Regions from separate parts of the Homo sapiens genome. Here region 2 is linked to region 1. A link is an interaction called in ENCODE POLR2A ChIA-PET data of the cell type or tissue named here. Cell type or tissue: GM12878. All regions are shown on one strand.

Region 1 (4,000 bases):
TCTTCCTTGTGGTTTGGTCCAAAGAGCTTTGGGGCCAACGGATCAGGCTTTGAATCCCTGTACCATCTCTTAGTAACTGTGTGGCATTAAGCAAGTCACTTAACCCCTCTGAGCTCATTTTTCCCATCTGTACGGTTGGGATAAAATCTCTGTAGAGGGTTTTTGTGCACAAAATGCCTAGGATAGTGCCTGACACAGAGTAAGTGATCAACAAGTGTAGCTGTTATGATCATAACCCAGAGGAAGAGCCTTCTTTTGGGGAAGGTGTGGTAATGAGGGAGGCGCCCTGGGTCAAGTGTTGGCAGATGTGGCTTCTTGTTGGGAGTCTGTCCCTAACCGGCTGCGAGACTCTGGAAAAGCTGCAGGACTCATTTCCTCTTCTGTGAAAGAGGCCCACAAATATCTCTTCTACTCTCTCAAGGTTATGAGCATCAGAGGGGAAGGTGTGCTTTGAAGTGCGCTGGAAGCCCTCTGCTGGGGTTGCTGGGGAGGCGGTGTTGCGGCTACCTTAAGTTTGAGAGATTTGTTTGTGGCCCCCTGAGCTGCAGATGCGGCTGTGTGAACATTTGTGTGTTGGCATCTTTGTGGGTTTTGGGAATGCCAGCCTCACGCCCGAGTTGTTATCTGCCTGTCTTGGCTAAGCTCCCCTGTGACGGAATCTCTGCAGCCTCCCCCAACACCCTGCTGGGCGAAGTGGGGCGTTGCCCAAACAAGTGGATTATTCTACCGCTTGGCTTTGTTACAACCGTGCAAAGGGCAGAGCCATAGGAAATGGTTCACTCCCAGCTGTAAATATATGTGCTTCCCTTTTCAAAAGCTGAGTTACTCCCACCATAGGTGGGAATCCAGAAAAGCAATTCTCCGCGGCACCGAATGTGTCAACAGAGCCTCCGAGAGTTTCCCCTGGGGATTTGGGCTCACTTTGGATTTGGTGTTGCAGGACCGAGGTTTGCAATGGTTCAGCCCAGATGGTCCAGCCTCAGGGGCTGTCCCTGCACTTTTTGCGGTGTGTACTTTGAGTTTTTTTTTTTTTTTCACTTTTAACCAGCTAAGTCTCCCTGGCATTGATGCCATCAGCAGGTGATGGAGCCCTCTCTTTCTCCTGGGACTTAGGGGCTGGCCCATGGGGTCTCTGTCACATTGTCACCCATGTCATGTATAGGCACCAGATAGGTAAACCTATGAAATTCTGCTCAATTTAAGATCTCTGGGAAGCTAAAAGGATTTTTAAGAATCCAGTAGGTTCTGAGGGTCCTAGAAAGACTAGAAGGGGTTGTGAGAGGGGCCTGGCCTCTATATGATCTGAGCAAGGAACCTCTTTCCCTGGGCTTCCATAGAAGGAAGGCTTTGAATGCTTAAATCAAAGACCTTCCCAGCCCTAAGGTTGTATGAGTTCTGTGATTCCAAATCAAAACAGCAGAGTGGCTGTAGGGTAAAAAGACTATTTCAGGGGCAACAAAAAACATGCCCAGTCCCCAAAGAGATTCTCTTTGGGGTGGTGGAGGGTTTTGTTTTTATGGGAGTCTCTGTTGCTGCTTGGAGTCAAACTTAAGCCACATCCTCTGTTTGCACATGACCATAATGTGTCGTGGGTACATCCATTGATCCCCCACCTCTGCCCCCCACCTCTCATGATTGCAATCAGATTAATTTTCTCATGTTCAATCTGTGCGGGTTATACATCGAAACCCTTACTCAGACTCACTACGAAGAATGTGTCAGAGCATAAATGTTCTCACACACTGGCTACCTCCAAAACACCTGAGTTAACCAGAACACATGTACCTGTGCTCTGTGTGTGTCATATATGGACACACACACACAATGTGTCTACACACACACATCCCCTCCCTCTTCCCTGGATCCCAGTAGTTAGGGAAAAGAGACAAATAGCACAACCGCCACCTGATCACAGGACTTAATTTGTTCCTTTTAAAGGCAAGCTCTGGGGAGAGTGGAGTGTGAGGTTCCACCCCATCCTCTGCCCCTTCTGCAGTGACATCTGTTGTGTCCTCCAATGGGACTTTTAACAGGACTCATGTCCCTCCGGGTCTGCCATATCCTTAGTTGTGAAAGGTTCAGGTGGGTGCTGACCCTTCACAGGCAATGGGTGATTGAAACCCAAAGTGGTGTCTCATTGTTATCTGTTGACCTCAAAATTCAATTAACCTCAGAAACATGGTTTCTGAAAATTCCCTTTCACTGAGGTTTTGTAGTATTGCAGACATTGCCATTTTCTGTTTTTGAAGGCAGTACTGCTTCATGCACTGTCTGGCCTTGCGGTGGTGGGGAGGGGCTTAAAGACTGAGTGGGACACCTGTTCTTTCCACCTTGAGCGGATGAGAAGTGTGGCTCCTGTTGGCAGGAATGTTCTTCAGTGTGCCTGTTCCTGGCTGTGGCTCTGTCCCCTGGAAGTGTCCTTCTGGAAGTTCTAGAGAAGAGTCTTTTTTATTTTTTCCAGCTTCTAGAGACTGTGTTCCTCAGCTCATGGCCCCTTCTATCTTCAAAGCCAGCAATGGCCTGAAATGATATACACAATGTGGCATGTCTGTGTACATATATGTGTTTCTCTGGGGGAAAGAGTCACAGCTTTCAATAGACACTTAAAGGGTCTGTCATCCCCAAAAATATGATAACCCACTGACATAGAATGAGACATTACAGATAATTCTATGCTTTGTGGCCAGGGATTTATTTTTCCTCTGCCTTTCAGGAGGCACTAGGCCATGTGTCCCCTGTTAGCACAGAGAATGTGAGAGTGGGCCATCAGTTCTTGTTCTGACCCTCTCAGTTACACAGGAAAGGACTTGACAGGCTTGACTATGGTCAACACTGGCTGGAATCAGACCCTGACCCCCACCTGTGCTTCCTAGCCATGACACAATAGGTAGAAGTTTCTGTGGGCTTCTTTCCCCAGTGCTTTAGAATGTTTAGCCCAATGCCATTGGTCGTGCTTGGCTGAACCCAGAAGACCTGGCTGCTGCTCTCTGGAGGTTGACAGAGTGGGCCACTGGCCCAGTGCTTTTTACAGAAATGGGCTCTCCTAAGCAGGACTACTGGCATCATTCCTCATTTTGTAAGAGGTGGGTCAACGTAATGAGAACTCCAAGTGATGATGTGGGGAGAGTGGAAGATGGGGACCTGGTAAACAGACCTATGGCTGCCCCCAGTTTTGCTGGACCTCTTGCTGTACCCCATAAAGGAAACCAGGGAAGTCAGAAGTACAGGACCGCTAGGCCAGGGCTGCCCAACACAACTCCCCGCAGTGAGGGCAAGGCCCACCCCTGCCCTGTCCCCACAGAGCCACTTGCCACGTGTGACGTTCGAGCACTTGAAATGTGGCCAGTGCAACCAAGGAACTGGCTTCTATATTTTATTTTTTCAATTAATTTTAACTTAAATGTGAATAGCCAGGTGTGGCAAGTGGCTGTAGATTGGACTGTACAGCTGTCCCTTTTCAGCCATCCAGCTGTGTGACCTTAGGTAGGTCACCTGGCTTGAGCCCTATTTACACAATTAGGATGTTGGACTAAACCTTAAAAGGCCTTTTCATCTCTAATGGGTGAGGATTCAAGGTGGTTATTTTACATATGCTTGAAATAAATATATACATTTTATTTTTATTTTTTTTTTCTTCAGACGGAGTCTTGCTCTTTTGCCAGGCTAGAGTGCATTGGTCCAATCTCGGCTCTCTGCAACCTCCACTTCCCGGGTTCAGTTGATTCTCCTGCCTCAGTCTCCTGAGTAGCTGGGATTACGGGTGCCTGCCACTACACCTGGCTAATTTTTGTAGTTTTTTGTTTGTTTGTTTTGAGACAGTCTCACTGTGTTGCCCAGGCTGGAGTGAAGTGGTGAGATCTTGGCTCGCTGCAACCTCTACCTCCTGGGTTCAAGCAATTCTCCTGACTCAGCCTCCCGAGTAGCTGGGACTACAGGTGTGTGCCAATATGCCTGGCTAATTTTTTGTATTTTTAGTAGACACTGGGTTTCACCATGTTGG
Region 2 (4,000 bases), 420 kb after region 1:
CACATATGCAAATACATAGTAAAGTTTTTAGGAAACTTAGGAAAACAAGAATATAAAATAACTTTTAATCAAGCCACAGTTATTACTGTAGTAGTACATTTCCTTCTAGTCTTTTTCTTATTTATGCCTATTCATTGTAAAACACATCTGTGCTATATTGTTTATTTAGTTTTATCATCTTTAAAATTTAACTAACCATGACCATTTCTCCTATATCTTTAATTATTACCAATTACATTTTGCAATGTGTTTTTATATGCTCCATTTTATAGATGCCTTAAAGGTCATATAACCATCTGCTACTGTTAGATGATTGGGTTTTCTGTTTCTATGACTCAATAATATCAGATGCACATCCTTGTTCATAAGCGATCATGTGCCTTTTTGCTTGTTTCCCTAAGGTCAATGGCAGCTTCAGATATTGAGCAGTAACTTTTCTTCTTATAGCTGATAAGGTCTTCAATTCTGCCAACTCTAAGATACCACTTATCTTCTATTGTCAGAGATCCTGAAACTTTAAGACATTTATTTTATTGTTACATGAAATCAATCTATCACCTACCTTGCTAAAGTTTCAAAATGCACAGGGCCTTTTGAAAATCCTGCATCTCCTGACTCTGAGAATGTAAAGGAGTACAGCAGTGCCCTTAATATGGGAGTATGGTTGCTCGTAAAACATTTAGTGCACTTGAAATTCTTAGCAAATTACACCACATGATGACTACAATCACGGAGACGAAATCTTTTCTCATTTTTGGATTCTATGAACTGGGTACTCAGATAGGGCTATCACAGAACTTTGTATTTTTATAGTTAATTCAAAATGCATTTTCTTTAACAGAATGTATCCTATTGCATTTTTTGTTTTAAGATTATATTAGTCACAATCATCAGCCTCAGTGAGTGAACCAATGGTGAGTCTCAAGAGCCAACAACCTGGATGTTCTCTCTGGAATGTTAAACATGGGGAAATTTTGATAAACCCTTGAAGGGCTGTGAATGAAGCAGCTGTTCATGGAGGCCGAACATGTAGATAAGTGAGATATTTAACCTTCTGTCCAGGCATTAAGAAGTTAGGTTAATAGGAGGTGCTACTCAAAATAACCATTCCCAAGTCAGGAAAGTGTGAAATGAAGTTCCAAGGATGCTGTCAATTCTACTGGGAGAGTTTGCAATGTTACTTTAAAATTAAATGTACTTTATCTGGGCAACCTGTAGCCCACTGGTAGTACTCAGTCTTAGGGGAATGCAAATTAACAGCCCTACCTCTTCCTTCTCTCCCTGTTAAAAATCAGATTTGCAACTGCACACTAAATAAGACAGTGTGAATATCTAAAAACATCCAAATTGCTTTAACCAGGCAAAACTCTAAGAAAAAATGAGATGAAACTGCAACCTTCCCATTTGTATAGGAGGCCCATTTGTTTTGCTTAAGGAAAGTTTGAAATTGATAAGCTAATGTCAGTAGACACCAGGACCATGTGAGGGAAAAATCCCTGGGTATCATGGCTATGACTTTGAAAAGCAGGGGTAGGCCGGGTGCGGTGGCTTAGGCCTGTAATCCCAGCACTTTGAGAGGCCAAGGTGGTGGATCACTTGAGGTCAGGAATTTGAGACCAGCTTGGCCAACATGGCAAAACCTCGTGTCCACTAAAAATGCAAAAATTAGCTGGGCATGGTGGTGCATGCCTGTAATCCCAGCCACTCAGGAGGCTGAGAGTCGCTTGAACCCGGGAGGCAGAGGTTGCAGTGAGCTAACGCCACCGCACTGCAGCGACATAGCGAGACCCCATTTCAAAAAAAAAAAAAAAAAAAAAAAAAAGAAAAGAAAAGAAAAGCAGAGTAACAGAGTTAAATGTTTGATATGGATACTGATATACTATAAAAATGTTATAGACATATTAAAACTTGCAAATGCAGCCTGGGAAAAAAATTAAAACATTTTAATTTTTCTGACATGAGAGAAGAAACAGAGAAGAGCACTGACATGCATTAGGTTTTAGGTCAACAACAGGCTATAAATGAAGGTAGTTGCGATGACTTCTTGAGCTGAACTTTCATGGCCAATGGCTGTGAGAAACTGCAGAAGCTTCTGATGTCAGATGGAAGAGAAGGGACTGATTGTCAGGTTAGACTTTTGATGCAGCACAAGCATGAAATTGTGGTGCAATGCACTGACCATTAACCACCAGCCTTCCCCTTTGATAAGACATGGGTGGGAGTGATAAAGGGGAAATGAAAAAGAAACAATCAGCCAATGCTAGAAAGGCCATTATGTGAATTAGAAGCAGGTAAGAAAGAGGTGCTAGTGTTACTAAGAAACGTGCTCAAAGGTATCATTAGGTTCCGTTAGGATTGGTTCACTTTGGAAACTGCATTAGAGACAGGTGGGGGAGGGGACAGGAGAAACGGGTAACTTGAATGACATTCAAAGCATTCTTAAAAAGTGTGTTCAATGAATGGAAAATCAAAGATGTTTGAAAGAGAAAAGTCAACAAATGGAAAAGCTGTAACCCATTCCATTTTAGTTTAGTTTTATTGGGGCATGAAATGAAATTTCATAATGTTCTAAAAACAACAACTTAACTGCATAAAACTGAATAAGTGAACCGGCATTAAATCCATACTGTATTTTTTAAAATCTCATTTTGATATAATAATAGTAACTGGTTAGTTAGGTCATAGTCCTCTTCCTCAAGTCACGCACAGTTAAAGAAATATTTCTAAAAATTTCTAATTGCTCCTACATTCTAGCAAAACCATACATCGACTTGCTGGTTGATTTATGACTTTCTAGTAACCTTTACTCTCAAATGGCTTCTACCAAATGATTTATTTACTTGGTCTATGCTGAGGTAACCTCCTGGCTGGGCTGACTGCCGTCCTTTCAGCTCGAAGTGTAAAGGATTGAGTCCCCTCACTAAGACATTTCTTGAGTTTCTGTGAGAGCTGTGGGTTCTCATGCGATAAACCATGAGTCTTAGGTTCAATTTTGAAATGTCTCTCTTTCAGATTGCTTGAGCCGGGGAGGTCTAGGCTGCAGTGAGCTGTGACTGCACCACTGTACTCCAGTCTGGGCAACAGAGTGAGACCTTGTCCAAAACAAACAATAAACAAACACCCAGAACAAATAAAAAATGTCTCTCCTTCCTCGTCATTTCTCTTTGGAGAAAAAAGAAAATCTTTGACAATTTCTGACCCACTGAACAATGTAAAGTGGCAAAGTTTCACACTTTTGCCAAAGGCTTCTAATTTCAAGCCTTTTTCTGGTCCACGGTGGTGCTTCACCTCACTCTTGTCTTTCCTGCCCAGTTTCCTCTCTTAGATTACAAACTTAATCTACTAAATGCCTGCCCCCCGACAATAGCAGAGTTTTATAAGATCTGTATAAAGTCATTAGTTTTCCCATTAAGCATCGGTGTCCCCCAACTCCAGCCTGTAAGATGCACACAGTATCTGGAACCACAGAAGATTGCTAAGACAATGTTAGGTGTCTGACACCTTTTAGCTATAAGTGCAAGATGATGTGGTTGAACATCAAAGGCTGTGGAACATGCAACCAGGAATCAGCATATCCTCATTGAAAACTTTTACACCATTTCTACCAAAAAAGATTAAATTCTAATTGAATGCTACTTACTCATCACTTCTTGAGTTTTACATGTGACAATAAAATGAAGGCCTACTGGTTACTGGTTGGCTAGAAGGGAAAGCAAGTGAAAGCTCTTTGGCTCTTCTTTGGGTAGATTTAATTCTACCGCACCCCCCTCCCTTTCTGAACATTTACAAAACCCTCAAGTACTTTTCTTTCCCTCCTTCTCCATTTTTTTCCCACGAGGTCCAAAGTCCCAGGGAGGGAGCTGCTGGGCATGGGGGGATGGGGTGAGAATAGGGTAGGGAACCACAGCTGCTCTCAAATTGTGCTGGTGTCTTGGACAGGGGTGACAGATGGTGGCAGGAGAGCCATTATTCCCACCCTGCCAAGCTCATGACAGCCATT

Evidence for each region. Peaks named below come from ENCODE experiments on the same cell type or tissue, not always from the same donor. Only the 100,000 strongest peaks of a DNase experiment are listed, where the experiment ranks them.
Region 2: POLR2A ChIA-PET joins it to region 1 with 6 read pairs; 3 of 35 experiments call an interaction of 5 or more read pairs at or near these places.

The regions. Positions count from the first base shown.
Region 1 is chr6:149,470,170-149,474,169 of GRCh38, reverse strand. The region is part of intron 2 of ZC3H12D (zinc finger CCCH-type containing 12D); the gene reads left to right. Among named protein-coding and RNA genes, the nearest start is that of ZC3H12D, 13 kb to the left of the region's middle. RefSeq lists a silencer at 778-963. In GM12878, no CTCF peak of the experiment used is centred here; a DNase peak (open chromatin) is centred at 2,177; H3K4me3 peaks cover 1,551 bases; H3K27ac peaks cover 3,298 bases.
Region 2 is chr6:149,053,940-149,057,939 of GRCh38, reverse strand. The region is part of intron 7 of UST (uronyl 2-sulfotransferase); the gene reads right to left. Among named protein-coding and RNA genes, the nearest start is that of UST-AS2, 23 kb to the right of the region's middle. RefSeq lists an enhancer at 3,406-3,525. In GM12878, no CTCF peak of the experiment used is centred here; DNase peaks (open chromatin) are centred at 2,179 and 2,969; H3K4me3 peaks cover 1,226 bases; H3K27ac peaks cover 2,737 bases.